Regions from separate parts of the Homo sapiens genome. Here region 2 is linked to region 1. The links are chromatin loops, found by intact Hi-C in ENCODE. Cell type or tissue: Caco-2. All regions are shown on one strand. Each heading gives the region's core, and the rest is flanking DNA. Links, peaks and the distances in the headings are about the cores only.

What was found. Peaks named below come from ENCODE experiments on the same cell type or tissue, not always from the same donor. Only the 100,000 strongest peaks of a DNase experiment are listed, where the experiment ranks them.
Region 2: it touches region 1 in a loop (3-fold over the local background); 3 of 110 quality-filtered maps call a loop at or near these places.

Annotation. Positions count from the first base shown.
Region 1 is chr5:135,549,777-135,554,158 of GRCh38, forward strand. No RefSeq gene overlaps it. Among named protein-coding and RNA genes, the nearest start is that of NEUROG1, 16 kb to the left of the region's middle. In Caco-2, for the core only: CTCF peaks have their summits at 2,258 (motif pointing left) and 2,469; a DNase peak (open chromatin) is centred at 2,225.
Region 2 is chr5:135,486,992-135,491,373 of GRCh38, forward strand. No RefSeq gene overlaps it. Among named protein-coding and RNA genes, the nearest start is that of TIFAB, 37 kb to the left of the region's middle. RefSeq lists enhancers at 1,793-2,650, 2,651-3,507, 3,508-4,364 and a silencer at 2,908-3,202. In Caco-2, for the core only: no CTCF peak of the experiment used is centred there; DNase peaks (open chromatin) are centred at 2,040 and 2,890; H3K4me3 peaks cover 1,061 bases.

The DNA.
Region 1 (4,382 bases), core at 146-4,145:
TCCTTGTCTGCCTCTTCTACTAAACTGAGAATTCCACATGGTGGCAGTACCTTGTTTAGCTTATTACCTCATGTTCCCAATGTCTAGAACAACTTTTGCCACGTAAGAGGTGCTCAGTATGTTTTGTCGTTGAATGTGGACATGGATCTAACGTGTTTTAAATGATAAAGTGACTGCCCTGCCATGACATATGGAAGCTGGGAAGCTCCAGTCAAATCTGTCTGAAGGGGAGAATGAAGCCTGTGTGAGTGATTTGCTCCACATTTGTGAAGCTATGTGCTTCTAAGTGGGGTGTGTCCAAAGTGAACATGGGGCATGAGGATGTTTTCTGACTTGGTGGACAGAATATGGAAGACCTGACTTCCATAGGGTGATTTTGTGTCAAGCATGCACCCATGGGAGTCTCTGAATCATATTGTGTGTGCTCAGAGGAACCCTCTGCACTTGCCAGAGTAAATATGTCTTTTCATTGTGAAAAACAGCCATGCAAGCAGCTTCTCACAATGTAGGAAAAGACATGAACAGGGTTTCCAGTCCACATCAGAATGCTCACCAGGGCCAGGGAAGAGGAGGGCCTCCTCAGAGTGAGAGGGCACAGAGCAGTGGCTGAGTGCGGGGCACACCTGGGTCACAGCATCAGCAGCAAGAGGCCTGGAACTGGCTTTAAGGAAAGCCACTTGTGAGCGCACCTCCATCATTCCCAGGAAGCACCCTGAGGTATACTTGGGGTGGGGGAGTGTGAGGAGCTCTGGCCCCATTCTAAGTCCTCAGCAGCCCTCTGAGTTGCTCCCCAGCACTCTAAGTCCTGGCTCTTCCCCGTGAGCACTGGTGGTGGGTCAGCTGAGGGCTGGTGGGAAAAGACTCCACTCCTGCCATCAGAGAGGTGGTGGTTGGCCTGGGGACAGGAGGAAAACAGGAGCATGCCAAGGAGCCAGTGAACGAGATGCAGCTCTGCTTACACATGGCCATGCACTCACCTGACACCCGCCAGCCACTGATGCGCCTCCCAGGGGCCGGGGTCACCATGTGAGGTGCTGGGAAACTGGAGAAAACTTCATGGAGCTGCTGTCATGGAGCTCACATTCCCATGAGAAAACAGACCCCAGTCACATAAATACACACTTCTGATCACAGCAGGTGGCAGCAAGTGCTAAATGTACAGGGTGACATTGTGGGGAAAATCAGGAGAGACCTACCGCAGCTGGGGTGGCAGGGAAGAACTCTGAGATGACTTGAAGCTGAGACCTTGAAGGATGAGAAGGAGCCAGCCATGGGGTAAGCTAGAGGGAGAGCATTCCAGGCCGGGCACTAGCAGGTGCAGACTCTGGAGCAGGAACGAGCTTCTAGTGTGGGAAGAACTGTGGAGGACCAGTGGGTATTAAGAAAGCCTTGCCTTGAATCCCAGCACTTTGGGAGGCTGAGGTGGGCAGATCACCTGAGGTCAGGAGTTCAAGACCAGCCTGGCCAACATAGTGAAAACCCGTCTGTACTAAAAATACAAAAATTAGCCCGGCATCGTAGTGGGCGCCTGTAATCTCAGCTAGTTGGGAGGCTGAGGCATGAGAATCACTTGAACCTGGGAGGTGGAAGTTGCAGTGAGCTGAGATCGCGCCACTGCACTCCAGCCTGGGTGACGGAGTGAGACTCCATCTCCAAAAAAAAAAAAAAAAAAATAGCTTTCAGGAGCACAGGAGCAGGATGCAGAGACAATTTTGAACAGACTATGCATAGCCACATAACATGGACAAGAACAAGTGTCTGCTGAGCACTTACCATGTGCCTAGCGCTGTGCAGATGTTGCACACAGCGTCTCATTTCCTCCTCACACCAACTCCACAAGGTGTGTGCTGTTACACTCCTTATTGTGCTGAGGGCAATGGAAGCTCAGACAGGTGGAGTCAGTTGCTAGAGGCCATTGAGTGGTGGCATCGAGTTTGGAACATAAGTTTGATTCAAGAGGCCAAGTTCATAACCACTAGGCGATTCTGTCTCCGATTCTGTCTCCCCGTATATAGGGCAATACAAACTGCCACACACCTGCTCAATGGAATGGGACGGAAGAGGGTGATACCAAAGAAAATTGCAGTGAGGACCTTGGGCTGTTGGAGGGATTGTGTAGAAAGCTGTGTGGACAATCACACGAACAAAAGTCATCATTGAAGCCACATCCCACCCTCAGGAGTTTGCTCTCTCAGGAGGCGGCATCCAGCAGAGCTAGCGGCCTTAGCTGTCCAGAGGTGGAGAACAACGCCACCTGTTGGTTGAATAAGATATGGCCGCACAACAACTTGGCATTGATCTGTCACCCATGAAGTGTTTATTAATCATCCATTGGGTACAGGACCCACAGCACTGGGCTGTATGTATAAGACTGTGGGAAGAGAAGTGGGATGAGAGGTGAGGGGAATGCAGGAGAACTTGGAAGCACAGCTCTGCCGCGCAGAACCGAAAGGTGTGAGTTGGAGCCTGGGCCGCCCATTTCTGTCCTTTCTTGTGGGTGCCTAAAGATCTGTGAAAATAAACTGAAGGAGAGCGGAAGAAGTGAGGGACCTGGATTGGCCTGAGAAGCTTAGAGAGGCTCCATCAAAGAGGCAAAACCTGAGCAAGCAAGGACTTGGAAAAGCAAAATGGTATTTCTGCACACCTGTGAAATGATGTATGTACAAGCTATTTGCTGCAATGTTATTTGAAATATAAAAGTTGGGAATGGCCCATGTGTCCATCAGTAGAGGTGTGGGAGAATAAAGTATGTAAAAAATGAGCAGGCTCTTTATGCGTTGATATGGAAAAGTCTCCAAGGTGTATTGAAAAAGCAACAACACAGCCAGTTTCTCTCCACCTCAATTCCAAAGAGGTGGCTTTTGCTGCTTATTTTACAGGGGGAGAGGTCACAGTGTAGTTGGTAAGGTCCCCTGATCTTCTGCCTATACCCTGCCTCCATTATCTGCCACTGTCTCAGGCCTAGCCTGGTCTGTCCATATGAGCAGCTATGGCACTGCACTTTGGGTGCAGAGAATGGGGTTGGGACCATGCCTCAGTTTCCATGAAACTCAGCTTCCTGTCATGACATAAAGCATGATGGGGGGAGCCTCCTTGGCTATTGCCCCTGCTCCCCAGCTCTTATAACTAGGCTGCGTTTACCTATTTGTGAAATGAGAGGGTTGGGCAAGGTGACCTGCTGGAGGCCTTCCAGAATTTGGTCTCTACAGCCTTCGTGTTGAACACTTTGGAAAGCTTATGACACTTCTCAGAGAATGGGGTCCAATGATATTCTGGTGGGTGTGGCCTCCCCCTCTTTCTGTTACAGTAAGAATGACCTCCCTCTGAGCCTTAGCTAGAGACAGTGTGGCTTCATGGAGAGAGTATTAGACAGGGGGCTGGGGAGGGAGGGCGTTCTAGGCTGTGACTTTGCCCCTTCAGGACCTCAGTGTCTTCATCTGAGTCACTAGGAGGTGGGTGGACAGGGCCCTCCCCAGCCTTGCCTTTGTAAGAGGCATCCTTGGTTCTATGGTGGCAGGTGCAGAGGCCAAGTCCTCTAGCTCAGCTGATCCCGGTCAGTCTCTCTCCCCTTAGCCTCGAGATGAGTTTGCTAACACATCTGGTGAGAATGAGTTGGAACTCTGTATCTGTGCAAGTGTCCTGCCGATTACTCAGTAAGTGCTCCATAAAGGGAGGATAGGAGATGCAGCAAGGATGGGCTGCAATTGAAACTTTAACATTATCTCCAGGGATTTAGTGTATAAATAAAAATAACAGGCTGGAGAGAAGCCAGGTATCATACATCTCTGTTTCTAGACCACACCATATTATATTATGAATTAATATTTTTTAAGAGCCTGACAAAATCTCAGAGATCCTGTGGCAAAATCTCATTAGTTTTGCAGGAGTTCAAATCATTTATTTATTTCATGTAGACCAGAGATGTGACATTTTGCTTTGGCATTTTGTCCTCTTGAGGACCTCAGCAGATGGGCATGGCTGTTGTCTGAGGGCCATTGATGGGCTCTCTCCCAACCAGTGGGCCCAGCTGCTGGGGAGCTTCTAGAAGTTGATATGCAGCTATGATCCCAGATGGGACTTGGGCTAAACTTCCTCACCTGGCACAGCACTGAAAAGGAGTGATGGAGGAGGAAGTGAAGGTGTCCCATGAACTTTTAGGTAACGTCTTTATTTGGAGCATTTCCAAGCCCTGCATTCACTCTGGAAATCATTTGCCACTTCCAGGGAGCTGTTTGAGCAGCCACGAGGTGGAGCTCAATGCCTGCCTCCCAAGGGCTCCTCTTCATTCCCGGAAGCCTTTTCCAGACGGGGAGGGTTGGGAGGTGGGTGCAAAAGACTTGGAAAGAAAAGTGCCCAGAGGGCAGCTCACCACCCTCCCTCGC
Region 2 (4,382 bases), core at 194-4,193, 63 kb before region 1:
AAGGGTGGAGGGGCTGAAGGAACACCCATGTCCCTGGGAGAAAGAACTGGAGAGAGGTGAAAATGGAAGATTTTAAAGGCAGAAGTAGCTGTTGCTCTCATGGCTTGGCTCCTGGCTGCATACCTGACCAGGACACAGAGAGGGTTTTAGGACCTGCCAAGGCCCAGGGCACAAACCACAGAAAGTGGATCCAAATGTGTGGGCTCAGCAGCCTCCCTGATGGGGGCTTTTGAGACTGAGTGGGTGGGGGTGGGGCCCACGCTGTTCTCTCTCCCAGCAGGGATGGATGTGGCAATCAGGGACAGATGGCAGTGCCCTGAGAGGCAAATGGGAAGAGAGAAGAAACCACTGCCTCATTGGCAGGAGAAGGGTCAGCCTAGGAACAAAGCTCATGGAGAGAGATACTTCCCTCCTGGGCACTTCTATAATTGGGGGCCTTGCCCCACTTCTCCCCTGGAGCAGCCTGGGGACCCCAGTAAAGGTGGCACTGGCAGGACAGAGAGGACAAATGGGTCAGAGCTGCCCAGTTGTTGTGTGCAAGGGCTGGGGATGGCAGAGCTATCTCACCCTGGGGGACCTTAGACACACCCTCTGTTCAGATCCCAACTGTGAAATGAAGCAGATGACAGTGCCCACCACAGGCAGCCTCAGGTCCAGGGATATTCAACTGGCATCACCTAGGTCAGGGTTGGAGTATTCCTGCCCACTTCTCCCCTCCACTCAGTACCCACTGAGCTTTCCAGGAATCTCACTGTCATTGTGGGGATATTGAGGCCCACGAAGGGGAAAATATTTTTCTTACTGTTAGATGGGGGAATGTCTATGGGAATATCTGAGGGCTCTGGACCCTAAATCAGGAGCTTTAATGAAGTGAATTGGCATTGGGTGGTGTGTGTGTGTGTGTGCATGTGTGTTGGGAAGCTCTGTTTGCCCTGGGAGGTTTGATGACAGGGAGAGGATGGATGACACTTGGCGTAGGCAATGCTGGGCACCGGGGTGGTCCTGAGCTTACAGCTAAAAGAAAAAAAAATTTCCGCTCGGCTTTGTGAGTTACTGAAAGCTGTCCCTAGAGGGAGAGTCTCCCCATTTCTCCAAGAGCCCTGTGGTAATCTCCTCAAAACTCAGGCACAGTCTCTGGGAAGCCCATCTCCGGAGCCCTGGACCCCTGCAGATGTGCCTATCTTCCCCTCCTTTCCCTCCCAGTGCCGCATCTTCTCGGAGGGTAGAAACTGGGTGAAAGGAAGGAGCCAGAGACAACAGGCGCTCCACAGCCTGTGACAGGTTGAGCGACAAGGCAACCCTGTTCTGCTTCCCACCTCAGCTGCACTAAATGGGGCTGCACTGAGGGAATGGGGACCAAAGGCATTGCCAGTCTGCCCGAGAGGATGGGGATGGGGGTGAGGTGTGAGGAAGGGCCACGGACCCAAAGGACCAGCCACAGAATAAACAAGGACCTTCAGCTTTGCACTGCATGGCCCTGAACCCCAAGTGAAGTTTACAAGGAAAACTCTAAGCCTTTAAAACATCTTCCTGAACATCACCCCACATGATACTAAAAATAAAATGCTTCCAGATCCCACATGGAATTAAATTTATATAGAACTATAGAAGCTAGTGGATTTAAACTTGACTAGTTAACAATGTTATATTAGAGACATTTACTTCAATGCTTATGAATTTCGTTTTTGCCGTGTTTTGTTTGTTTTTAGAGCCAGTAATGTTTTCTCAAGTCTCAAACCTTTCTTTAGCCCCGGAGAAAAAGCCCGCGGCTTTGTGCTTATGTTTTGCGGGGTGGTGGCTGTGGGTGGGGTTGGCTGGGTGACGGCCTGTCTCCCTCCGCTAGCCTCCTCGGGTCCTTCGGGAGGCGCCAGATTGTGTGGGCGGCATCGCCTGGGGACAGTGGGATGGGGCTTCCACCCGGCGGAGGGCAGAAGCGTCTTCTTGGCTGGCTAGAGAAGCTCCGCCGGAGTGGCCTCCTCCCCTCCCCCAGGCCGGGGAGGAGGCCGCCGAGGGCTCTCCAATTGGAGAGCCTTTCATCTCTTTGTTTTTACAGTGATTAACCCGTCCGAGCGCGCTCCGAGCGTGGCTCCAGGCAGCGCAGGGGGAGGGGAGAGGACGGCTGGGCAAGGGAAGGGAGGGAGGAGGGCCCTGGGCTTTGTCGCTTTCAGGGAACTCTGCTGCCATAGCAATGGGCCTTTCTAAGGCCTGACTTTGATTCCGATTCCATGAAAGAGCCTGTCTGCCCAGTCTCGCGAGTGGAGAGGGCGTTCCGTCTTCCCCAGACTTGCCCCGCGCCCCTCGGACTTGGGGAGGGTAGGACGCAGCAGCAGGGCCAGGATCGCGGGGCCTGCAGGTGGAGGAGGTAGAGGAGCCCGGGACTTAATTTTGGGTACACCTCACCCCTCCTAGGGTCCCCCAGGATGGGCGCCTGGCCTTGCGCGCCTGTTCCCCTGGGAGCCACTTCGTCTCCCTGGGTGTCGGGACTGGAGGGAGGCGAGCGGTCCAGCCCCTGTCCGGCCGGAGGGAGGCCGGGGCACCTGCCGGTCTTTCCACCTCTGCATGCATTTCACACTTTCTATCCTGTTAGGCGTCCGCACTTCTATGCCAATGAGGACTCCCCTTCCCACCCCTGTTTTTTTATGTCATGTGGATTTAATCTAGTTAGACGATTTTATGCTTAAAATTGCATTGTTAACAGCAATTGTTTAAAAGGGGGCCGAGAGCGAGGGCGCCCAATCTTTGAACTGGTCGGGTTTTGCATGCCTCCGCTCCGAGCCCGTGGAGCGCTGCACAAAATCGTCTAGCGCGGAGCAGGGCGGGGACGGGGAGAGACACAAAACAATCCTCGGGCTTTCTCGCTACTGAGCCTTCGGGGCCGTTTCCCCAAGCGCAAACAGATGCAAATGTCTCTGCAAACATTGCACAAAGCTATTCAGAGAGAGGCAGCCTCTCGCGGCCTCAATAGCCCTTTAAACCTAGTCCAATTGCCCCCAAGTAGAGGTAAAGAGTCCACATGCATTTTTTCACTTTGGCTGGAAGAGGGGCGGAGGAGGCGAGGGCCTTGGGGAGCAAGGTATGAGGGCTGCTCTGGTTCAGCGGTTCGTGCCATCGACCCGAGCTGCAGCGTGCGGAAGACCGGCAGGAGAGTGCGGTGGCTCGGGGGACTACGCGCTTCGGGCCGGGCGGGGATTGAGGTGCAGCCGAAGCTGGTGCCGCGGGAATGCGCGGACCGGAGAGGCCCCCGGGACCTTTCAGGCCCACAAACGCCGCGCTAAATAGCCACGCGCACAATAGCATGAAAGGGCTCACTCGGACCTTACTGCAACACAGTAGATTCACACCCCTCCGAGGGGACTAATAAGCTCGTAACTAACGCGCAACGCTCAGCGGTGAGAGCGGGCTTGCGCCCTGCTGGCCCCTCGCAGTACGCAGACTCAGTCTTTCAGCGTCACTCGGAGGCCCAAGGGCAGCCGCTGCACGGAGGGCCAGGCATTTCCTTCTAACCTCGCCAGTAGAGGAGCCTGGGGCCTGCCGGTGCAGTCCTTAATGCACCCCAAACTCACGTGGGGCTGGCGACCCCGGAGGCTCGGCATTTCCTGGCCCTTCAGAAGACGATGTCGGGACCTCTAGACTCCAGGCTGAGCGAGGAAGAAGCTCCAGTAAAAGATGCCAGCGTAGGCGCGGTCTTAGCCAGCTGTGGCCAAGCCGCCTCCACCTCCAGTTCAGGGCCGGGGCCTTTCCCGTCGCCGCACGCAGCAGGTGCTCTGGACGCGATGGGCGGCCTAGCCAGAGCAGGCACGTGCGCTGAGGGCCCGGAAAAGCCCCTTCCACCTTTGCCCTCTTCCCCGCTCTGGGAGACCTACTTCCATGCCACCCACATTTGCTGAAGCCCCTGGGGTTTTGCCCTCACCCAGCTTCCGACCTGGTGGTCTTAGGGACAGAAATCAAGCTATACGTAGCTCCAGAGTCCCACAAACCCTTCCTTCACAGTTAAGCGAGAGTGGTCTAAGCCAGTTGCTAGGGTAGGGAAGAAGTCGCCTCACAAAGGACTGGGAATATTTAGGCTTCAGAGGCAGCCCGGAGGTGTATAATCTGCAGGCGGCTGTCATTCCTGAGTCCCTAAACTTCATCTTAAGGGCAGAGGTCATATTTCACTCCCCACAGGAAGTGGCCCGTGGAAAGTGTTCCCCGCTGTCAGTGGAATAGATGAGTGAGTTGTGTGGTGCTCTGGGCAGGGAAGTCTCCCAAGGGCTCAGCGGTGACTGACTTTGGGTGTCAAGGAAGAAGCCTCCTAGCTTCTGGTAGTAGATCCTAGCCCCAGAGGCCATCCAGCCGCTCCTTTGTTAGAGCCGGAGTTTGTGAGGCCACAGCGCTTTCCCCAC